3 separate regions of the Homo sapiens genome follow, and all the other regions are linked to region 3. A link is a loop called in an ENCODE intact Hi-C map of the cell type or tissue named here. Cell type or tissue: IMR-90. All regions are shown on one strand. Each heading gives the region's core, and the rest is flanking DNA. Links, peaks and the distances in the headings are about the cores only.

Region 1 (8,399 bases), core at 178-8,177, 340 kb after region 3:
ATAAAATATCTTATAATAGTATAATAGTGTATTTTAAGGAGATAACAACTTAATTTCAATCATATACGCCAAAGTCAACACTTTTACTTGTTCACATCACATGCTTCATGTTATTGATGTCATAATTACGTCTTTTTTATTGTGTATCCATTAACATATTTTTAGTTATAGTTATTCTTAATACTTTTGTCTTTTAACTTTTATACTAGAATTAAAAGTAATTTACACACACATGTTACAGTATTTTGTATTTGTCTATATGTTTACCTTTACCAGAGAGTTTTATATTTCCACATACTTTCCCTCTTTCTTTCTGTTTCTTTTCTTTCTTTCTTTCTCTTTCTTTCTTTCTTTCCTTCCTTCCTTCCTTTTCTCTCTCTCTCTCTCCTTCCTTCCTTCCTCTTTCATTTTTTTTTTTTTTTGATGGAGTCTCACTCTGCTGCCCAGGCTGGAGTGCAGTCTGTTACCCAGGCTGGAGTGCAGTGGCACCATCTCAGCTCACTGCAACCTCCGCCTCCCAGGTTCAAGTGATTCTTATGCCTTAGCCTCCCATGTAGCTGGGATTACAGGTGCGCGCCACCATGACCAGCTACTTTTTTGTATTTTTAGTAGAGATGGGGTTTCACCATGCTGACCAGGTTGGTCTCGACTTCCTGACATCAAGTGATCTGCCTGTCTTGGCCTCCCAAAATGTTGTGATTGCAGGCATGGGCCACCACGCTCAGCCTTCAATTATTATATTCTTTTGCTCCAAGATTTGTTTGGTACTTTTTATATTTTTTTAATCTTCTTGTTGAAATTGTCACTTTGTTCATGCAATATTCATTCTCCTGACCTCATTTAACATTTTTATGATGGTTAGTTGGAATTCTCTGTCAGTTAAATCATATATCTCTGTTTCATTAGGGTTAGTTTCTGGAGATGAATCTGTTTCTTTGGTATATATTGTTTCTTCATTTTCCTTGACTCTTTATGTTGGTATTTGCACATTAGAAAAAATAGCCACCTCTGCGAGGGTGTTCATGGATTGTTCTTTGTGGGAGAAGACTCTCACCAATCAGCCTAGCCAACAGTTCTGGGCACCTGTCAAAACTTTGTGCTGGTCCAAACTACTATCTTCATTCTTAGCAGCCCTCAAGCATCTAGAATAAGCTGAGTGCCATCAGCACTTCCAAGAGAGTCAAGACAGAAATCAGTCTCTCAGGCAGCCCCTGGAAAAGTTGGAACTTTTGATTTGCAGTTTAACTCTTTTCCTCCCAAGGAGAACATGGGATCTAGGGTATTCTACTCAATCACTTTGTTTGTCTGCACTGAGCTAGGGGAAGGGGCTATAGTGACTGCTTGAATGACATCTTTCTTCCCATCTTTGTTCTCATTGGCCCCTAGATACTAAAATATTCTGGGTTCTATCAGTGCTCCAAGACATGTGAGATTGAAGTGATTACCCTAAGCAGCCCCCAGAAAAGCTGAAACATTGGATATGACGTCCCACTTTTTCTGTCCACAAGGTGAAGCGGGAAGCTAGGAGTTTCCTTCAGATCATATGGTGCTGGGTCAGAGGTAGAAGTTAAGACAAGAAGGTATCTCAAATTTTCCTCTGGCCTTCGTTGTAGCTGGTTTTATATTTACCCAGGATGTAAGAGCCTCTCAACTAGTTTCTTAATTTCTCACAAAGAAAATTTGTCTGTTACTGTTGAATCAGTGTGCTTGTCAGAGAAAGAAGGATCCAGGTCTCCCTATTCCTATTATCTTAATAATGTCACTCCTGAGCAAGCATTTTTAGTTTCACCTAAGTTTCAGGCTCTCATAATTATCATGAAAATCAAGCAATTGATTTATACTTGCATACATTTTTCATTTGATCAAATATTCCATTTTTTTCCACCAGTTATGACAGTTTTATAAGTCACAGAACAAAGAATATTTTCTCTCTCATTTACATATGTGAATAACTGCCAATGAATGCTACATGGTCATTAGAACATCCCTTCCTCTACTGTTGCCACTATTTTTTTTTTTTTTTTTTTTTTTTTTTGAGACGCAGCGTCGCACTCTGGCCCAAGCTGGAGTGCAGCGGCGCCATCTCGGCTTACTGCAAGCTCCGCCTCCCGGGTTCACACCATTCTCCTGCCTCAGCCTCCCGAGTAGCTGGGACTACAGGTGCCCGCCAACACACCCAGCTAATTTTTTGTATTTTTAGTAAAGACGGGGTTTCATTTTGTTCGCCAGGATGGTCTCGATCTCCTGACCTTGTGATCTACCCGCCTTGGCCTCCCAAAGTGCTGGGATTACAGGCATTAGCCACCACTCCCGGCCGACTGTTGCCGCTATTTTAAATGACTATTTTCTTTCCTATCTCCTTATATAGGTTGGTATTTGAGATCACTCTCAGCCCTTATCCCCTTCATTCTTCTCCTTCTTCCCCATCTTCCTACCCCATTCCCAAGCACCTGCTTGCCTCAGTACCAATCCAGGTGGTGAATTGTGGTGGGCTAGTAACTTGTGATGAGATGACAGAAAGAGAGGTGGAGAAGAGACTCAGCTGTTCCTTTAGCTGCTCCTTCTTTAAGCTTGAATCCTGAATTATCCCCAGAGGCCCTGGAGCCCACTCACCCTAAACCCTTTTCCCACTTCAAGGCTGCCTATTCAATTCAATGAACATTTTAATTCAACAAACATTTTTCCCTTCAGTTCTGCAAACATCTCCTGTCAGCTTCCTATGAACCACTATTATTTATTTATTGGACATAGGAAAGCCCACAGCTCAGGCCCTAAGGTCAATAAAGAAACTCACAAAAGCTTACAGCTGGCTTTTTTTTTTTATAAAGAGAAGATGAAGATGAATCTGATTTCATCCTTTCAAAGACTTTCTCTAAAGATCTTGTACCTTAGTCTTCCCTGATAGAGTGGAAAGAGAAGATAGAGAAGTGTCGGGGCATAAATGAGTCTTTGGATCCCTAATTCCTTCTTCAGGATGTTTACTGACAGTGGTCAATGTTCAAATATCACCTAACCTGGTTGCTCATACAATTTGTTTCTGCTTCTGCCATTCTCCATTCTACTGCCTTGCATTTTCTTCACCCAGTACTTGTCACCAACTGACATTTTCTTGTTCATTTGTTTCTGTGTGTGCCTCCATTGCCTACTAGAGTGTACATTTTGTCAGAGCAGAAACACTGTCTTACTTACAAGTCATATCTTCCATGCCTAGCCCACAGTAAGTGCAGAGTGAAATATATATTTGTTGAATGAATGAATGAACCCTCCTTAAAAATCTGAAAGGATTATGCATCTTTAGATTTTACTACACTGCATTTTAGGGTGGGAAATTACTTTTTAGAAAGCATTTGGAGATTCGTGAATGTCGCAGAGTATAGGCCTAATAAATAGCAAGGTCTATTTAATTCCTTTAGAGAATATGTGTGTTAAATAGTTGTGTCTGGACTGGCCTACAGACCTAACTAATTCACAGGCACAGAACCCTGTTTTTGTGTGAAAATACATGTCATATTCTAAACAAATAATATTTGAAGGATGGTAACAATTTATAATTCTAAGGATAGATTTACAATTGATGAAACTGATTGAGGTGGTCTAACATGCTGACCAAGGCAGTGACCTTGCGGGGGCAGTTTTTAGTGATGAGCCTGTGTAGACACACTGCCACCTAGTGGTGCTTCAAATAACCACAGACTCTTTACTGCGAAGAAACTTTTCCTTTTTTGTCTGCCATATACAAATGCTTATTATTTCACATGTTCAGTACCTGTCTAAGCTAATAAAAAAAGACATTAAATTGTCCCAACTTCTGAGTGTTAATATCCAAAACCAATTCAATATAATTAAAAAAAAATCAACTCTTCTTACCATGAGAACATCAATAAAATAAGCCACCTCAGCACCAACAACACGGAGATTGTTTACAGCATGGATGTATTCCCGTGAACCGTTGATCCAATCTAAATTAATGCAATTTATATCTTCCAGCTGTAGCAACACCTGGCACAAAGATTTATATAAATATTAAATAAATAAGTGTTCAAGGAAACCGACGTGTCTCAACACTTGATTCCATAATAAGAAATTATACTAGTAGGTTGATATGGTTAGACTTTGTGTCCCCGACCAAATCTTATCTTGATTTGTAATCCCCATAATCCCCATAATCTGCACGTCTCAAAGGAGAGACCAGGTCGAGGTAATTGATTCATGGGGGTGGTTTCCCCCGTGCCGTTTTCGTGATAGTGAGTTCTTATGAGATCTGATGGTTTTATAAGGGATTCTTCCCCCTTCACTTGGCACTTCTCCTTCCTGCTGCCTAGTGAAGCGGTGCCTTCCGCCGTGATTGTAAGTTTCCTGAGGCCTCCCCAGCTATGCTGAACTGTGAGTCAATTAAACCTCTTTCCTTTATAAATTACCCAGTCTAGGGCAGTTCTTTATAGCAGTATGAAAATGGAGTAATACTTAGGTGTTAATAGAGAACCTACCACAGGCTAAGCTCTGTCCTAACCCATATATATACGTATGTCCTAACCCATATATATATATATATATATATATATATATATATATATATATGCACACACACATACATACACACACACACACACACACATACACACACACACACACACATTAGTAATTAGCACCTATGCATTAGTACCTATCTCACGGAGTGAGAATTAAATTTATATATATGTGTTTATATATATGTGTTATATATATAAACACATATGTGTTATATATATGTGTTATATATATAAAACACATATATATAAATTTAATTCTCACTCCGTGAGATAGGTACTAATGTTATCTTCACTATATGGCCTTATAAATATTTAACTGCTTATGATGTTAGCAGTCTATTAATCTTAAGTATAGGAGAGAAAGATTAATTTCATGGAGTTAACTTGGAAATTGTTTTTCTTAAATTAAATGAGAAATTGATCATACCATTTAATCTCCTGTCAAGAGAAGAATTTATTCAAGAGTGATTATACAAATTTGCTTCCCTTGTAATCTGTGCAATTTATAATAAAAATAAATGGGAAATGGATAACTAATTTGAGGCCCCAGAACACGGATAATTGTGGATAACTGAATGGAAGATTTCCATGAATATACATCAATACCTTGCAAAGTACATTCATGTTAAACATAAAGCTCGCATGCTAGTGTAAAAAGGAGCTTATTCATGTCATACATTGCACATGTCTCTCTGCCATTTGCCATCTGTTTTCCATCCAGCTATGTTGATACGGGTGATCTTGTCTGTTCCAAAATATGAGGCTTGGATAGTTGAAGAATTAACCGCACTGATCTCCTGTTTCAAGCAGAAAGAGATTAAGGAAAAATAATAATTAAAAATTATTTAATAGTTAGTAGACCTATTCTAAAGCTGCTCGAAAGCCTTTCACTAAATTTGATCTTTAGCAACCTTCTTTAATATATTTTTACTAAATAGTTATGGCTACATATTATAAAAGTACCAAAAATTATTATTATTATTATTTAGAGACAGTGTCTCACTGTGTTGCCCAGGCTGAAGTGCAATGACTCCATCATAACGCACTGCAGTTGCAAACTCCTGGGCTCAAGCCATCTGGCCGCCTCAGCCTCCTGAATAGTTGGATTACAGACCCATGACACCACACATGGCTAATTTTAAACAATTTTTTTAGAGACAGGGTCTCACTATGTTGCCTAGGGTGATCTTGAACTCCTGGCCTCAAGTGATCTTCCTACCTCAGCCTCCCAAGTTGCTGGGATTATAGGCACGAGCCACCACATCTAGCTCAAAAAGTTAATGCATTATAAAATGCAGTATACGAATTCAACACGAGGAAAAAATCTTTGATTTTTAAAGTAATGTTTGCAAGACAATGTTGGGAAGTTTAAATCATAGTTTCAGTAAATCTTATTTTTGTATAACATTTCTCAGTGATCAGTGTAATTCATGAGAATTAAAACATGCCTAGAAGCATGCCAAAAACATGGCAAAATGGAGGTTGTCCACCCCACTTTATGAGTAAGGAATTGAGGTTAGAATCTCATCACATGAAATACACCAGCATATTGGAGATAATTTTATATGATTATGTCAAATATTCTTTTGTATTTCTTGTATTTTGTTGGATTGCCTTAATAACAAAACTCTCAAAGACTTTAGGAGACTATAAATTTAAGTGATTTTGTTATTTAAAACAATAAAAGGCACAAGTATAAGCAATTCTATTGGAAAAAATGAATACTTAAATCAGCAAATAGCAAGTCTGACAGTGGTGAATCCTATAACCTGGAAGCAACACATTTAGATATTTATGAAATTCAAACAAAGAGCCTATTTCTGGCTACCTGTGTTTAATAGTAATGCAATTAATCATACAATTTGCTGGCTAGGTAAAGTGTCTCCAAGACTGTAAGCTAATGGTTATGAGAGTCATAAGTTGGCTTGCTCAGTAATTATAATAGCTAACACTCCTATCTGTCTATTTGCCAGGCATTGTTCTAAGCACTTTATAGAGTAGCTCATTTAACTCTCAAAACACTGTGAAGTAGGTACTAATTTTAAAAATTAGAAAAGGGGACTCTGAGGGGCCAAGTAACTTGCCAAAAAGTACTGCAGCTAATGAATCCTGGAGCCAGAGTTCAAATCCACATGGCCTTTGAAGTTAGGTGCTTAACCACTGGGCTCTCAAGCGATGTTCTGATTATAGTGTTCTCTGCTGATAGGGCCCAAACCAGATGTGGGATTTGCTGAAGTGAGCAATAAAATCAATCATCTTCAGGCCTTCTAGGAAGCATTTTTCTGCTAAATAATCCAATCCAAGTACAAAAACATGATTCCATCTATGTCTCTAAGATAATCCAGGTGCTCACTCATTTCAACTCTCTTAGGCCCAGCTGGAGCGCCTCAAACACCTACTATAGTCCCATTTCTACATCTGAAAAACCTTTTGGAGGGAATTTAGTCCGAAAAAAATTGTTTATTCTTTTCTCAACATGAGAATAGCATTCTGACAGGCATTGTGGGGTCTGAGCATCTGTTGTCATGCTAGTGTAAAAAGGAGTTTATTCACATCATACATTGCACATGTCTCCCTGCCATCTGCCATCTGTTTTCCATCCAGGTATGCTGATATGGGTGATCTTGTCTGACATCAATGAGGAGTTTAATCAAGTAGAATAGGTAGAGAAAACACTTTCACATTCACTCTGGCACAACCCTCTAAAGCAGCTTTTCAACATAAATGTGGGAAACTCCATACACCATCATGGGATCAAAAGAAGACAGCTTAGATTCTGCTGCCACAAGGATAGAAACGAGGAAATGATGTCAATATTGTACAGAATAGGTTATCGAGAGGAAGGGTTAATTAAAGTATCAAGGTTTATCTGGGCCTTTTAGCATTCTTTGACTGAGCAGACATGAAGCATAATAGGTACGAGATCAATCCATTCTGATGACTACATTTCCAGTGATATCATCTCTAGCAAGTAAAAAATAGTTACCAGTTAGGTATGTTCTATCCTTGACTAAAGCTGCAGACACAGAAACTACCGGAAGTGTGCAACATGTCCATCACCACCAGTGACTGTATAAGTCACTCTAGGTTAAGGTGTCATGGATTCATGGGGGAAGTCGGTTGGTTTTATTCTTACAGAAAGGTAACTGTAAAGACCTGTGACCTCCAGAAGACCAAGTTTATCGTACCACACCACATTTACCTTTGACAATTCCTCACTTGGAGAAGAGAGTATGTTAACTGTGTAGAGTTAATTTCTGATTTGTTTATAAATGAGTCCAATTCATATAGCATATGAGTCAGGCCTGTGGAAATCCTTATTTTAATTACACACCTTGACTCATCCTATATCACAGTTGTTAGAAAAACACTTTAACAGCAAACAATAGGCTTCCATCCATTACAAAATTCAGATACATATCTGGTTTAATTACACATGATTCTTTCCAAATGGAGGGAAGTGGGGAAGGTGTGAAGAACATTATTTAGGGAAGTACTTAGTTTTCCAATTTTCTCTTCATTGGCAGTAGGACCCAGCTTCACCTAAACACTGTCTTTATCACCTTCTGTTTTACTGACCGTGCTCCACAGAATTCAAGTGCATGGCCACTTATATAAAAGGATAAAAGGATCAATGAGCCTGATGAGTCCTAAGAGTGAAGATCAGGGAATAGAGTTAGTCCTAAGTGGATAAATATGCCCTGAACATCCTAAAAGGCAGAGAAGGTGCCCCCAAATACTTGTATTCTACATAGATTCTCTTCACTTAAAAAAAAGTTGATCTACTAGCGAACAATACAGTCAGGATGGCTAAAGGTGACCCCTAGAAACCAAACGGCAAGATGTCTGCTTATGCCTTCTTCGTGCAGA
Region 2 (8,399 bases), core at 284-8,283, 270 kb after region 3:
TTTTCTCTAAAATATCCTTTCCTGGATAAGCAGTATGTAAAATAGTTCTTACATGCATAACGTGCAGAAAATTGTATGAGTCATAAAAATTACTGAAAATAATATCCTGTTTCTTTATGGGTGATACTATTCCCTAGTCACTGCCATGTCAAGACACTTTCCCTTATGAAACTTTACAGGAAGGGCAAGGATATCCTGCAAAGATATCTGTGTTGAGAATATTACTGGAAAAATCATTTAGCTGTTGACACACTATAAATTCTCTTATAAAATCGGACTTGATTACACATTAATGACCTTTTTTTTTCTAGTTAGTATCCTGTTCAGGATATAACGAGATAGGCATTATTGCAACTGGATCAGAATCACACTGTGACATTACAGCCTTAGGACTCATTTTGTAGTTCCCAAGAGCTGTTTCAAATAGGTCATAGATAAAAGTGTGAAACAAACTTAGAGAAAAAGATTGATTCATTTAGATGAGTCTTACTCATTAATGGATAGTCTAGATTAGCTCAATGAAATGTTTATAATAAACATTCTTTCTCCAACAGTTTTCTTCATTCACCCTGGCAGAATACTCACAGAACACTGGCAGTCTTTGGAACAATGTTTGAAGTCCTTATACATTAAATAAAATAAGAACTAGATAATATTTAGCAAGTTTGGCAAAACAATATTTTCCTGGAAAAAATCTTTCTACACACAAAATGGTTTTATGGTCCCAGACTCATTCTCTATTTACAGAATAGAAGAGAGAATTCTTTTTGCATATGATATTTCTTTTCCTTTACTTGGAAGAAATATAGATTCTTGCTATTCAAAGTGAGGTCTGCAGACCAGCAACCTTGGCAGAACCTGAGAGCTAGCTAGTTACAAATGCAAAAGCTACTTGTTCCTGCTGAATGGGAATCTGTATTTTAACAGGATCTCCATAGGACTTTGTGAGCACATTGAAGTTTGAGAGATGCTGATCTGGATGGCCCCAATTTGACTTATCCCCAAACCTAATATACTTGAAAAGGGGCCGGGCGCAGTGGCTCACGCCTGTAATCCCAGCACTTTGGGAGGCTGAGGCAGGCAGATCACCTGAGGTCAGGAGTTCAACACCAGCGTAGCCAACATGGCGAAACCTCGTCTCTACTGAAAAATACAAAAATTAGCTGGGCGTGGTGGCAGGCTTCTGTAATCCCAGCTACTGAGGAAGCTGAGGAAGGGAGAATTGCTTGGACCTCGGAGGTAGAGGTTGCAGTGAACCAACGCAGTGCCACTGCGATCCAGCCAGCCTGGGCGACAGAGCAAGACTCCATCTCAAAAAAAAAAAAAGAAGGAGAAGGGGAAGTTAATAAAATTGCCATCTGAGCAATAATAGCTGATCATCCTTGGAAACTGGGGTCCAGGAGCTCCTCTATTTGGGGGTTATGGTACCACCCTCTACATAGTTTGCATCTACAGATAGAGCATCAGCGGCATCTTCAGGCTTCTTCAAGCTGGGAAGATCCAATTCTAAAGAAATATTTACACTGCTGGGAAAGCAACCATCATGAGAACTGCCTGCCCCTCTCTGGGATTGCTCCATCAGAGCCCTGGGCGTGGAACATTCCTCTATATGGAAGCTAAGTGCTGAGCTGTTGCTTGTTCTCTGATGCTTTTTCCTAATTAGGAGAAAACTCGCCCCTGTTCTGGGTACAGAGTGAGCTTCCTTGTATTGCTCAAGTGTGTGCTACATGGCCAGCCTCACCAGTATATCTTCTACCACCACACCACCCAAGGGAATGTGGGTGTTCTCCAGCAGCCCAAGAGATCTGTGTTCAGCCCTTCACCCTGCGTTGGCTATTGGGAAGGACTTCTGGCCATGGGAGGTGGGTGCACACCACAGGGTACCCTTGATGCTGGTCTCTTCTTCCTGTGAGTAAAGCATTGATCCAACCAGTGCCTTGTGTGTTGAGTCCTCCTTGGCCTCTCCAAACCTATAGAAGATGCAGTAGGCTCTGATTTCTGGTGGTTGGCATTGCTATGGTCTTTGGTGTCCTTACTTGGATTGGGTAGCTGGGTCTTCGAGCCAGACACACTCGTCATGTTAATAGCATAGATGTGAATGCCTAGGGGCATTGCCTCTGTGGGCGGGAATGTGCACAAAAATCCAGCTTTATAATTTGGTCTATGTATGGGATGAGACTCCCCTGCCATTTTTGTTGTTGTTGTTGTTGTTGTTGTTGTTGTTGTTGTTGTTGAGACGGAGTCTCGCTCTGTCACCCAGGCTGGAGTGCAGTGGCGCGATCTCGGCTCACTGCAAGCTCCGCCTGCCGGGTTCACGCCATTCTCCTGCCTCAGCCTCCCGAGTAGCTGGGACTACAGGTGCCTGCCACCGCGCTTGGCTAATTTTTTGTATTTTTAGTAGAGACACGGTTTCACCACGGTCTCGATTTCCTGACCTCGAGATCCGCCCGCCTCGGCCTCCCAAAGTGCTGGGATTACAGGCGGGAGCCCCCGCGCCCGGCCCTCCCCTGCCATTTTCTGAAGTGAAATCACCTAGATTGCCATTTACGTTACTGAAGAAATCCACAAAATTATCTCCTATCTCTCTAAACCTCAGTTTTTCTCTGTAGAGTAAGAACAATAATGGTAACTTCATCACGGAGTTATTGTGGGGAATATATAAAATAATGCATGTAAGGGCTTAGCACAGCCCCTGCTAAGTGGCCAAGAAGGGGCAGCTGCTGCAAATATCTAAGGCTGCTTAACTCTGAGGATTATCTCCTCCTTGGGCAATTACTAAGATTCTGCCAAAGGTGGGAGATGCTGGTTCCATAAAAGCAGCTCAGCTGTGATGGAGAACGCCTCTTCAGCTAATAACCTGCTAGAAATTCTAAATATCAAATATCTCTTCTAGGATATGTGAAGACAACCAAATTTCCTGAAGAACTGATGAGTTTTAGGAAAGCCACAGAGAGATAAGAGACTCACATAAGCACAGAGAGGAAGTAACAGGAAGAGGGTTACTGGTTCCCGAAGTGCCCCTCATCCACTGGGGGATTATGGGAGTTGCATCCATGTGATTTGTATCTACGAAGTTGACATTGTTAGCCAGAGTAGCAGATAACAGGTAGCCCTCGGTTGCCTACAGATGGCCCAGGGATTCTGCAGCCCACACCATTTTAATGTCATTATTCAGGGAATAAGAACCAGAAGGGTCTGACCTCCTTTCCTTCCTTCTTGAGTAATTGACACTACCTGGAGTTCAGCTGGTAGCTCTGCATCTATGAGTGATTGCAGTGGAAGCTGGCTGTGAAGAACTATACAATTTCTAGCTCTACAAGTTTAATTCCACTTAAATTACATCATGGAACTGGGACACTGGGAATGGCCAGCTGAGTGGGCGTGGATGCAGATGAGGTCCCCAAATCACTTTTGAGTCTCAGATAGTATTTATGTGTGAAACATGTTCTGCCAACCCCGCTATCGGTATCAATAAAACACAATCATGCTCACTCTCAACCCTTCAAAACTGGATCCTGTGTTCCTGTACTGAAAACACTTGGGAACCACTCTCCCAGGCGAATATGTAACTATTTGAAGTTAAATGTGCTGCCTGTTCTGCCCTGGGCTGCCAGATGAACAGGCTGTGAGTCGCCCGATGGCCTCATCTGCTCTCCTTCCAGCCTCCCCAGGAGAGTGGGAGCCCAGTGGTCTCCAACGATGTGAATCTCAGAAGACCAGTGTCCACTTTTGGAGAGTAAACGGTTTCAGAATGTGCCAGAATGAGCCAGTAATAAAATAGTGTATGTAATGGGAGCCTCTGGCTCCTTGATTTGCCAAGATAACCTGACAATAACATCTACAGAGAAATAATGGGATTTGGGTCCAATTAAGGGAAGATATAAAAGCACTCCAAATATTCATTAGCTATTTTTCTTCATAGTCATATGAGAAAATAACAGTACATCTAACTCTTAAGGTAGTTGTCATGGGTCATTATCTTGTCCCTCTGCTATGAAGAAGGAGTTAATTTAATAAGAATCATTGCAGGAAATTGTTATTAGAAAGAATTTCTTCAAGAAAACAATAATGAGAATAATGACTTAACCCCATGAAATTCAAGCATATCTGTTTCTTATAGGAAGTTTAGCTTTTCATTTACTCCATGAGTTTCCTATAACACAACCTATTTAATATTTTGGATGAATTATACCAATTTATTAGAATTGACACTGATAACACATGAAATTCAGTTTAAAGATGAGATTAATTCCTTAATTAAATTGCCTTAGCTATATTTACAATTCTAAAAACAGAAAAGACTAGTAAATGAGGTCAAATTGGCTTCTGACTGAAGCTAAAAATAGTTGTCATTCACAGTATTTTCCTGTTGAATAATGGGTAAAGCCAGTGCTCCTGGGGGAGTGACTGTGTCATTGATCACACCTAGAGCATTGCTTTAGGAAACACCCCAGAGAGCAGAGCCTGTGGGTTCCCATGTGACTGCGATATAGTTACCTGGCAAACACTCACAAGAAATGCCTCATTGCCTCCCACCACTCTTTGCTCCAGCCCACACACGTGTTCATCTTTTTCACCTGAAAAACGCAGGAACCATCTACAAAACTGGAAAATCATTCAGGACCCAGGTGTTTTCTCCTTTAATACATTTTTGAGGATAAGATAAAATTTCATCGATTTTTTACATTCTTGCCCACAAAGCTAATCTAACAGTAACAACCAATAGTCGGGATAAAAAATTAAATGTCATATTCCTATATATGTAGTCTCTGATACATTTTAATACGGAATCCAAACTAGAAGTTCAACCTGAGTGAAAACTTGAGTATTGAGAATTTTACTGTAATATAGGCACGGGATTTTTTTAAATGAATAAAACGTATCACTGGCTATTAAATGTGTAAGCAGCCACTGTTGTCATGCTATGTCCACCTTCTTCCACTAGAGGGCCCCTCAACTAAATACATTGAAGGGATGTGAAATTTTTTTTAAGATGAAAAGATCAATATTCTCTTTAATCAAAAAGGCTTTTGAATCTATACCATTATGGTACATTGGCGGAAAGTTATTTCACAGAAAAGCATGCAGATATTCGATTAGAGCTTTATAAGGCAGAGAACTATGACTAGAAGACAATGTCAACAAAATAAAAAATAGAAATGTACAGTGTTAATGATGAATGGAAACTTTTAAAAGAATAATAACATAACTTACAAACACTCTTACCTGTTTAAATATTATTATATTTTTAAGGGCAAGAGTCTTGGAAATAATCCTAAACATTCTCAGTTTTATAGATGGAGAAACTGAGGCTCAAGGAGGGGAAATAATTTGCCCGGGACAAGATCACCAGTTACTCTGTGGGGGCAGAGCCAGGTGCCCTAAGCATCCACTATTCTCTAATGTAATAGCATCCTCTATCTCTACCTATCCACCTATCTACCATCTACAATAAATAATTTTACCTCTGATTCTCAAGTCCTAGGAAAAGTCCCATACCACCTGACTTTTGGGTAATACTGCAGGTAGGATGGCCATTTTCTTCACTGTTATGTGGAACTGTGTTCCTACAGCCACACACTTCTGTTCTCCCATGATGTCCCTGGCTTCTCCAAATGTCCATCAACAGGTTAGCAGAAGAACAAATGTGGCATATCCATACAATGGAATAACACTCCACAATATAAAGGCGTGGCCCATTGTGAAATGCAACAACATGGACAAATCTTGAAAGCATGATGCTGGGTGAAAGGAGCCAGACACATAAGAATACACACCGCAATTCGATTTATCTACAATCCTAGACAATGGAAACGAATCTTTTTGCACAAAAAGAAAATTTGTGGTTGCCTGGAACCAGGTGGAGGAAAAAATGGACTGCAAAGGGGCAAGAGGAGACTCCCGGGAGTCTACCTTGATCATGGTAATGGTTTCACGGGCTAACACACTGTGCGAACTCATCAGATTGGCCATTTTAAATGGGTGCCATTTATTTTAAATAAAGTTTATAGCAAAGTTGGTTTTTAAAAATAACCCCATGAGGCAGGTGCTATTTAAATCCCTATTTGATAGAAAAAAAGCAAATAATAATGGGATATATTTATTAAATGGGAGAACAAGAATGATATCAACTTAAAAATAATATCAACATAATAAATCAATTACAATTAAATTATATAACATAAACACTCAAGTTTACTGATTCTAAAGATTTCTAAATATAAAATCTCATTATCTAAAGCCATCTAGATTTTTAAAAAATTAACATATTTTAAAATTAAGGGCTAAGTACAGTAAAGTACCCAAATATTAAATGCATCCTTTGATTAATTTCTATACATGTAAACACCCATGTAACTATCACTCAGATAAAGATATAGAAGATTCTAACAATGAGAAGACTTCCTTAGGACCCCTCCCATTCAGTAACCACTCCCAGGAGTCACTATTCTGACCTACATCACCTTTGACTATTACTTTTATCGTTTTTGAACTTCTTCAGATTGGACACTTTGAATAGGTGCCATTTATTTTAAATAATAAAGTTTATAACAAAGTTGATTTTAAAAAACAACCCAATGAGGCAGGTGCTATTAAAATCCCTATTTCATAGGAAAAAAAGCAACTAATAATGGAATATATTTGTTAAATGGGAGAACAAGAATAATATCAACTAAAAAATAATAATATCAACACAATAAATCAATTAAAATTAAATTATAGAACACAATACTTGAGTTTACTGATTCTAAAGATCATATGATTTGTACTCTTGGGTCTGACAGTTTTCACTCGATATCATGTCTATGAAAATCATTCCTGCTGTTGTGCATATTAATTAGATACTTCTTTTCAATGCTATGTAGTATTTCATTGCATGAATATACCGCAATTTATTTAGCCACCTATTACTAATAGGTATGGGTTGTTTCTGACTTTGGGCTATTAAAATAAAGCCACTATAACATTTTTGAACACATCTTTTGGTGAGAATGGGGCCATAATTTCTGGTGCGCATATATCAAGATAAGATTGCAGTGTCATAAATGTTTTAAAGTTGCATGTTTAGCTTGTTTTGATTAGATACAATATACAGGCATAAAATATAAGACTAATTAGTAGTTTTCCTGGAAAGTTGTTTTTGTTATCATTAGGTAAGCAGGTGTTAATATCTTTCCCACTCGGGGGTCTTTGGAAAACCTCCGAAAATGAATTTCAAGGATAACAGTTTTCTAGAATGTGACTTTGTCAAATGATCCATGATGAGTTAAAATGAAGTTCATAGCAGGTATTTCTTCCCCTCTGGCTTTTCTCCCAGGACCCCACAAACAATCATTCAAACCAGTGCTTCAACAATTTCACTTCTGTATGGGTGGCAGGAATGCTCTTTTCTAAGGAAGTAAGCTGTCTTTTTCCTGCCACTTTTCAGATCAGCCATACTTTCAGACTCATTTTTACCATTCAAGATAGATGGCCATTGCCATTAATTCAGTCAATTCATTAATGGTTTAGGCTTTACCTTGAGCACTTAAGGTTCCCGTCGTGACCAGAAGTTTTTCCTTTTCATGCATGTCTGAGCTTTTCCATCTCTGGCTTGAGTTTGAGGGTCCCCTGGATGCAAGTGCTACTTATGAGCAAAACAATATGAGTTCTTTCGAGTTTCTAAAACTACTCTATGAAAATAGATATCAAAGGAAAATACTCAGTATATTCAGTTTTATCCGTTACATAATTTGAAATCATATTTTCTTGGCACTTTACAAAAGCTTTTAAAAGTTTTTATTTATTTATAATTTTAGAGACAGGGTCTCACTTTGTCACCCAGGCTGGAGTACAGTGGCATGATCATAGCTCACCGCAACCTCAAACTCTTGGGCTCAGGCAGTCCTCCCACCTCAGCCTCCCAAGTAGCAGGCACACACCACCATGCCTGGCTAATAATTTTTTTTTTTTTTTTTTTTTAGAGATAGGGTCTTGCTATGTTGCCCAAGCTGGTCTCAAACTCCTGGCCTCAAACTCCTCCCGCCTCAGTGCTGAGATTACAGGCATGAACCACTTAGTCTGGCCACAAAGATTTTTATATAACATCTCTTTCAACACAGACATAAGTACAGGCATACCTCGGAGACACTGGGACCACAGCAATAAAAGGAGTCCAAAGTATTTTTTTGCCTCCCAGTGTGTATAAAAGTTATGTGTGTGCTACACTGTAAGGGTGCAACAGTATTATGTCTAAAAAACCAATGTGCATACTGTAATTTAAAAATACCTTGTTGCTAAAAAGTGCTAATGATCATCTGAGCCTTCAGTGAGTCATAATCTTTTTGCTGCTGGAGGTCTTGCCCCAGTGTTGGTCGCCAACTGATCAGGGTAGTGGTTGGCAAAGGTGGGAGGCTGTG
Region 3 (8,399 bases), core at 283-8,282:
GGGACATAGTAGATGCTTGAGAACACCCAAGGCAGGAGTGAAGCCTGTTTACCGAGATGGAAGATTCTGCAGGCAGGGAAACCACATGCCCGTGGAAGAGGAGAGGTGAACTCGGGGGTGCTGGCAGGGGCTGGAGGTGGGAGGTAGTGAATAGGAGATGCCAACCTTTTCTCAACAATTTAGTTGCATCTTAGGGAAAATGGGGGCTGAGGAGGGCCCTATGATGACAACTTGAATTGGGTAAAATTTAAGGATAAGGAATTACTAATTAGTAATAAGGTAGAATTCTTAAGTGTATGAAATGAATAATATGTAGCTAAAAAATAATGATATAGCATTAGGCATTTGAGACATGTGGACTCCAAGCAATTAACCTCTATTCTTCTTCTGAATTGCAATTGCACTAATTGGCTGCTTTACTCTGACGGGGCGATATTAACCTTTCTGCTTTTCTCTAAAGGAGCCAGTATGTTGGGTGGATGTGCTGCTCTGGTTTGGAGGAAAGGTATTTTTCCTGAATAATAACCTATTTGCAATTTTTCTCCCAAATGGTTGCATTGAAAAGGTTCTGTCAGATTTTCTTGATAAAGCTTCATCTATGGAAAAGATGCTTTAAACACATCTGACCTCCTTTGGGAGCAGTTGGGAGAAATGGCCTATCTAGGCTCTTCAAGCTTCAGACATCCTTGTGTTAATAGCTTCTCCTTCATCCAAGCAGCACACACTTGTGGAGGGAGGGCCTGCACATTCCAGGCCTGTCCTGGGTGTTGGGGACACAGCACTAGCCAGACAGTCTCCTGCTCCTGTGCAGCTTGTAACTCAGTGAAAGCAGAATATCAAAGGCAAATAAACACGTAGATTTAGAATGCAATCCCAGGGCTATGAATACAAAGATAACTGGACGGGCCAGGTGCAGTGGCTCATGCCTCTAATCCCAGCACATTGGGAGGCCAAGGCGGGCGGATCACTTGAGGTCAGGAGTTCGAGACCAGCATGGCTAACATGGTGAAACCCTGTCTCTACTAAAAATACAAAAATTAGGTGTGTGTGGTGGTGCGCTCCTGTAGTTCCAGCTACTTGGGAGGCTGAGACAGGAGAATCGCTTGAACCTGGGAGGCAAAGGTTGCAGTGAGCCAAGATCATGCCACTGCACTCCAGCCTGGGCGACGGAGTGAGACTCTGTCTCAATAAAAAAATAAAAAATGATAACTAGACAATGAGATGGGGTCTGGGAATGGAGAGTGTCCTTTAAGGCAGGGTGGGCCAGAAGGCTTCTCTAAGGAGGAAATATTTGAGCTGGGCTGTGAATGAAGCCAGGGAAAGAGGCTTGTGAGTAGAGGATCAGTATTCCAGGCAAAGGGAACAGCAAGTGCAAAGGCCCTGGGGCTGGATGTTCGGGGAGCGTCAGGAACAGCAAGGTGGCCAGTGTGCAGCATGAGTGGGCTGAGGGCAGGAAGAGGAGGGAGACGTGAGGTTAGAAAGGTCATCAGGGGGCTGGGCGTGGTGGCTTACACCTGTAATCCCAGCACTTTGGGAGGCTGAGGCAGGCGGATCACGAGGTCAGGAGATAGAGACCATCCTGGCTAACACGGTGAAACCCCGTCTTTACTAAAAATACAAAAAATTAGCCGGGTGAGGTGGCGGGCGCCTGTAGTCCCAGTTACTTGGGAGGCTGAGGCAGGAGAATGGCGTGAACCCCCAGGGCGCGGAGCCTGCAGTGAGCCGAGATCCCGCCACTGCAGTCCGGCCTGGGCGACAGAGCGAGACTCTGTCTCAAAAAAAAAAAAAAAAAAAAAAAAAAAGAAAGATTATCAGGGTCCATACCATGCAGGGATTCCTGGGCCATGGGAGGACCTTGGATTGATTTCCAGTGTGCAGCAAAGCTACTGATGGAGCGTGGGCAGGGTCTGGTGAAGGCTCTCACTGGCTGCTGTGGAGGGAATAGACAGAGGTGGGTGAGGATGACAGTGGGTGTGGAGGTGCAGCCATAAATGGAAGCAAGACCTTAAGAGGGACGTCTGGGCATCCGGTGAACCTGACCCGTAGTCTGGAGAGAGCTTCCAGGGATATGAAGCATGGCCAGAGATAATGCCCTCCTCACCTAGAAGCAGACATTAGGCCCTTCAGAAATGCAAACGGGCACTGAACAGTCACGTCAGCTTCACTCTACGACGTGTTGATAGTCAATATCCTGGATGATGCACCTTAAAAACGAACCCTCAATTCCATGCCTAGGAATTTACTCAGCAGGAATAATCAGACAAGTGCACAGTGACTACATCCAAGGTACCACTGTAGCTTTGTTCCTGGCAGAAAAAGTATAAGCAGCTTGAGTGTTCACCAACAGGGCATTATTCAGCTAAGTCATAGCACATTCAGGATTCAGAATTCTATCATCGAGAGGATAATATTTTTAAAAAATCTTATAAGGGGAGAGAAAGTAAAAGCTACAACTTATACTCATCCTTCATTTCCCAGTCTTATTTCCTAAGAGAGTTTCTGGAGTATCCTTCAAGAAACATTTTCTTCTCAGACACAGGCATATACATATATATCTATATATGTCTATATATCAATACATATATAATGGTATATGTATATAAATATATTTTTGTAAGCTAAAATAGGATACTTCTATACGTATTATTTTGTAATGTAATTTTATTTTGCGATGTGATATATCTTTGACATATTGCAGCACCAGTGCATTAGATTAATAGCTGCATAGTGGCTGGGTGCGGTGGCTCACACCTGTAATCCCAGCACTTTGTGAGGCCAAGGTGGGTGGATCACCTGAAGTCAGGAGTTCGAGAGCAGCCTGGCCAACATGGTGAAACCTTGTCTCCACTAAAAATACAAAAATCAGCTGGGCGTTGTGGCAGGTGCCTATAGACCCAGCTACTAGGAGGCCGAGGCAGGGAGAACTGCTTGAACCCGGGAGGTAGAGGTTGCAGTGAGCTGAGATCTTGCCACTGCACTCCAGCCTGGGTGACAGAGCAAAACTCTGTCTCAAAAAAAAAAAAAAAAATAGCTGCGTAGAATTCTACCAGATGGATATATCATAATTGACTCAGCAAGTTTGCTATTAATAGATAGTTTCTCTCATTTATGTGAGTTTATCTGTGGGTATATTTTCACACGTATAACTTTTTCAATTGAAAATATTAAAAATGATGATGTAGCATGTATTATTGTGCAGATACCCACAATATATAATTAAGAGAAAAAAATCAGGCTACAAAATTGGGTGTGTTGCACAGTCCCATTGCTATCCATTTGCATGTATCTCTGTGTATGTGTTGATAGAGTCTGGAAGGATACTCACCAAAATGCTAGCAAGAGCTACAGATCACAGCCTGGTGACTGTAGGTGTCTCTTTTTCCTAGTGCTTTTCATTATTGTTTTTTTAGAATGAGAATATGTATTTTGCAAGGGGAGAAACAAGCTATTGTATTTTGGGAGAAGAGTTAGTTGGGAACCAGTTTGCGAACTATATTTAAAATATGAATTTTGCGTTTGCATCTGTGCTTTTCTTACTGAGTACTTGTTTTCGCTTCGGTATTAAATGGTACTTTTTTCTTCTCCCGTTTGGAACACTCAAGCGTGGGCCCGCCTATGGACCTGGGCGCAGTTCACCAGCTCCACCACCAGAGGGCGGCGTTTGCAGGATGTTGTGCGCACGGCCGCCTCCCGCCGTTTGCGGGGGTCTAGAATTTTGCAGGATGTGCTTTGGTCGGCTCGGCCAGAGTAGAGACAGGATGTACGCGCGTTGGTTTCCAGTTGGTGCTGTGACACAGATATTTTTCCTTCCTCTGCTTTTAGCGTAGCATCTGAATTTAACGGCGTTGCGTGGAGGTGGCACGAGGGAGGGATTGGCTTGCAGAGCTCCCGCCCTGCCGTCCTGGAAGCCCTCCTATCCCCGACCCTCAGGCCAAGTCACTGTCCCCAACTTCCACCATAGACCAAGCAGACTCCTACCTTCAGAGTCTGACCTGATTCCAGGGGATTTAGGGTGCCCCCACGCTGAAGCCAGTTTGGAGGCTTCACTCGCACCCCTCCATGACCAGGCACTCCACTTCTTAGTCCTTGTGCCAAGCGGCTGCCAGGCACTCTCTTCCCTTCTTTCCTCTTCTTTTCACCTTCTGAAGTTTTTGGAAAAAGCAGTGCATATTAATAATAACAATTCAAACAACACAAAAGGGGGAAGCAAGTGAAAACTAAGCTCCCCGCCTCCCACCCTAGCCCCACTTCTTCCCCAAAGGCCATAATTGTTAAGAGGTTTTGGAAAAGTATATCCTTCCAGAAATTCTAGATGCATATAAAAATACAGACGCCTGTACGTTCAAAACCACACCCTCCACTCAGTTTCTCGTTTGCATTTAGCAATGACGCTGAAAGCCTCCCACATCACTTCACAGAAGGCGCCTGTGGTTTTTTTTTTTTTTTTTTTTTTTGCTGGCTAGAGAGTATTCTAGTATGTGGATGTGACATGCTTGATTTGACATTTGGGCACTTTCCAATCTTGTGCTTATTAGGAGCAGTGGGCAGTAAATATCCTCTATACACAGCTTTAAGCACCAATGCAAGAGCTGCTGTTGACTAAATTATTAAGAGTGGAATTGCTGGTCAGAGGGTAGAGGCCCTTCTAGCTTTGGTATTTCCAGATTGCTCTGCAAAGGACTTTTAAACCAGGCCGCACTCCCACCCAGAATGCATGAGATCCCATGGACGTTTTTGCCCTTGGTTGATCTGACAGGTTGCTGGTTCTCAATCTTGACTGCAGTCAGAATGACCTGGGGAGCTTTCTAAATATGCCAACACGACAGTATCCCAGACCAATTAAAGCAGAATCTGACCGTGTGTGTGTGAGTGCGTGCGTGTGTGTATGTGTGTGTGTGTGTGTGTGTGTGTCCGGGAGGTGATTGGGCATTGGCACTTAAAACATGTCCCCAGGAGGCTGGGTGCAGTGGCTCCTACCTGTAATCCCAGCACTATGAGAGGCTGACGCAGGTGGATCACCTGAGGTCAGGAGTTCGAGACCAGTCTGGCCAACATGGCAAAACTCTGTCTCTACTAAAAATACAAAAATTAGCTGGACGTGGTGGTGGGCACCTGTAATCCCAGCTACTCAGGAGGCTGAGGCATGAGAATTGCTTGAACCTGGGAGGCAGAGGTTGCAGCGAGCCAAGATTGAGCCACTGCACTTCAGCCTGGGTGACAGAGCCAGACTCTGTCTCAATAAATAAATAAATAAATAATTCCCCAGGAGATTCTAATAGGCAGCTACAGATGAACGCCACTGAGACAGATGAGAAAAATATACCATTTAAATGTACATTTCTTGAATTATAAATGAGAACGAACATTTTTCTGTGAGAACAATGCTTTAGACATTTCTTAGATCATGGATCCCTTTGAGATTCTGACAAAAGCACTAGATCTTTTTTTTCTTTTTTTTTCAGGAAAATGTGCACACACGCACCTGTGCCTCTACCTGAGGGGCCATAGGCCCTGGAGCTGCTCCCTAGACCTCCCTAGAGTCCTGAGCCCAGGCTAGGGGCAAGGCGGAGTTGTTCTGCGCAGCCTGTTTCCCCACCAAATTACCAAAAATATAGTTAAACTTAGGAATTCAGTTTGATCCATAACATAAACAGTCTATTTTAAGAAGTATTTACCACTGTGTCTCAGCCCCTGGGAGCCCTGCCTTCCATGCAACCCCACTGCTGAGATTTGCTGAGAGTCTCTTCTGCAGAACCCGCTCCATCTCCTGCGTAATTACCCGAGAGGCTCCACGTGGGGCTTCTCTGGCGCTAACCTCATAGGTGAACCTCATGAAGCTACAAAGATTCCCAGTGCACAGGTGGGCGTTAGATCAGCAAAGGCCTCATGACGGGTGCAGGAGTCGGGATGTCTCCCAGGGCCACAAAGAGATGTAAGCAGGGGAGGATGCTAGACCACTCAGGCAGAGTCTGAGTAGGCCATGGGGTGGGCCTGCAGTCTAAGGTGAGGGGAGGGGGGGAAATAGGAGGAATCTTGCGGTATTAGGGCAGTGGGGCAGGAGGGCTCAGCGGGGAAAGGCAGAGTCAAGTGGGTGCCTGGCTTCTGGCTGGGATAACCGGTGGATGGCTGAGACCATTCCCTGGGAGGGAGGGGGTGACAGCAGATGCCAGTGCTCAGAGGGCAGGTGGATATTTGGGGTAGTGTGTGTGTGTCTGTCCGAGAGGAAGAGAGAGGGATCATGAACAGCAGCATGCGGTGGGCAGCAGAGCCCGAGTGTGCGTTCCCCCAAGGCTGGGGAGTGAGCTGGGCTTTATGAGTGGGCACCTGCTGACCCCTGCATTGAGGTGGAGGCTTAGAGGGAGAACCAGGGAGGCAGGCGGGGATCTGGGTGGGGGACAGCCGTCCTGGGGCTGGGGTCAGGCAAGAACATTTCTGTCACAATGCCCTGATGCCATGCTCTGCTGGTGGCCAGGACTGCTCTCAGCTCCCACATCTTGATCTCTGTCCCCGGGCTGCCATGTCCACTGGCAGGCCTGGGTCGGGGCCGTTCCTCCTTCCTCCACAGCAGCACTAGGCTGTGGTGGCCAGAACGTTCCCGAACAAGACATCAGTCCTTGCCTGTGTTCCAGAATTCATACTCCTCCTTCCCACTACCTGAGGCTTTGGACATTTGAATGATGGTGGCGGTGGGTGGGAGGGGGAGGAAAGGAATCTGAGAGTGGACATGCAGGGGTCAAGCCCCAAAGCCATCTCAGAGCAGGGCACAATGAGGGTTTCCAGGACGCCCCTCCCAAAGGCTGGGAAATGTCTCCTCTGGAATCCAAGCTCCAGAGCCTCTTGTTGGTCCTCAACTTGTTATTAGGGCCTGAGGTGCTTCATGATGCCAAGAAAAGAGGAACACAGCAGGGCCTAGAACCAGCAGGACTGGGGCCTCTCTGGTTTCTCCTGTTGGCTCCTGCCTAGGAGCAGCTGCCTCCCTGTCTGCTGTTGTAGACACGTGCCCTCAGCATCTCCAGCCCAGACTGACAGCTCCGAGGTTAGCGTTACAGGCTCAACCCCAGACGGAGAGGCTCTGTCTATGTTGATTTCTATTTATCCCATCTAGTCCAAAGATCCCAGGGAAGGGATTCATTGACCCAGCTCAGCCAGGGACTCATTCCTCAGCCAGTCAGCTGGGGCCGGAAGCACAAGTCCCCAACTGCAAGGGCAACACGTGGAGGGAACGGGAAGGAGCAACTCTTGCTAAAGGGACGCTAGGCAGACAACTTCATAAATGTCAATCATAAGCCAATCTTAAAGGCATTCACTCATTCCTGCACTCATCCATTCATTCATTCATTCATTCCCTCAACAAACCTTTATTGAGCACCTACAGAGTCCAGGTACCACTCTAAGTGCTAGGCTTACTGAAATGAACAGGACAGATGAACTTCTTGCTCTAGTGGAGCTTACACGCTAATAGGAAGATAAACCAATAAACGAGAAAGTGACCAGGATGTGAAAAATGCTCTGCAGAACAGAGAAATCAGGCAATGGACTTTGGAAAGTGCTCAAAGACCCTGCGCTGCCACTTGCAGGGCAAGGGGCCACCTAGGTCAGGAGCGGCCTGCCTTGGAGAGACATGCATCACCCCAGCCACTGCCCATTGGCCAGAGCAAGTCACAAGGCCCCAGCCTAGCCACAAGGGAAGCTGGGAAATGTGACTTTTGTGTGTCCAGGAAGAGGAAATGGGATTGGCAAGCACATGGCCAGTCATGGCTGTCCCACTTAGCCATCTGGTTCCCTAAGAGGTCAACACTGCAACCAGGTCCTGATGTGTCCTTCCAGTGAGATCTTTTGGATACATAAGAAAAAAATAGATGTAATTATGTAATTTTAAAAACCATAAATGGGCTGGGCATGGTGGCTCATACCTGTAATCCTAGCACTTTGGGAAGCTGAGGTGGGTGGATCACTGGAGGTCAAGAGTTCAAGACCGTACTGGCCAACATGGTGAAACCCTGTCTCTACTAAAAATACAAAAAAGTAGCTGGGCGTGGTGGCACATGCCTGTAGTCCCAGCTACTCGGGAAGCTGAGGCAGGAGAATCGCTTGAACCTGGGAGGCAGAGGTTGCAGTGAGCCATTGCACTCCAGCCTGGGCAAGAGAGTGAGACTCTGTCTCAAAAAATACCCATAAATGGTGGTATACTAACACACCATTCTGTTCCTTGCTCTTTTTTCCCCCCACTTAAGACTATATCACAGACAACATTGGAGGATTTGGATCTGGGCAAGAATGTGCCCCAGTTTATGTGTTACAAAACTCACCCTGGCTAGCGGGAGAGAGTGGACTGGGGTGGGGACGGTGGGTCAGGACTGTTGCAGCTGCTGCAGTTGACGGCTGTAGCTCTTTGTCCG

Evidence for each region. A loop is a pair of places that touch in the nucleus more often than their neighbours do. Peaks named below come from ENCODE experiments on the same cell type or tissue, not always from the same donor. Only the 100,000 strongest peaks of a DNase experiment are listed, where the experiment ranks them.
Region 1: a loop joins it to region 3, with 13 times the contacts of the local background. A loop is called at or near these places in 4 of 110 quality-filtered maps.
Region 2: a loop joins it to region 3, with 8 times the contacts of the local background. A loop is called at or near these places in 3 of 110 quality-filtered maps.

What each region holds. Positions count from the first base shown.
Region 1 is chr10:116,439,982-116,448,380 of GRCh38, reverse strand. It overlaps PNLIPRP3 (pancreatic lipase related protein 3), which reads right to left. Exons shown (of 12, transcript NM_001011709.3): 3 at 5,207-5,326; 4 at 3,868-3,999. It also overlaps the pseudogene HMGB3P8. Among named protein-coding and RNA genes, the nearest start is that of PNLIPRP3, 16 kb to the right of the region's middle. In IMR-90, for the core only: a CTCF peak has its summit at 3,664 (motif pointing left); no DNase peak of the experiment used is centred there.
Region 2 is chr10:116,518,159-116,526,557 of GRCh38, reverse strand. No RefSeq gene overlaps it. Among named protein-coding and RNA genes, the nearest start is that of PNLIP, 24 kb to the left of the region's middle. In IMR-90, for the core only: a CTCF peak has its summit at 4,944 (motif pointing right); no DNase peak of the experiment used is centred there.
Region 3 is chr10:116,783,496-116,791,894 of GRCh38, reverse strand. It overlaps a transcript of HSPA12A not described here. Among named protein-coding and RNA genes, the nearest start is that of MIR9851, 40 kb to the left of the region's middle. RefSeq lists a silencer at 6,931-7,097. In IMR-90, for the core only: a CTCF peak has its summit at 3,642 (motif pointing right); a DNase peak (open chromatin) is centred at 3,644; H3K4me3 peaks cover 252 bases; H3K27me3 peaks cover 287 bases.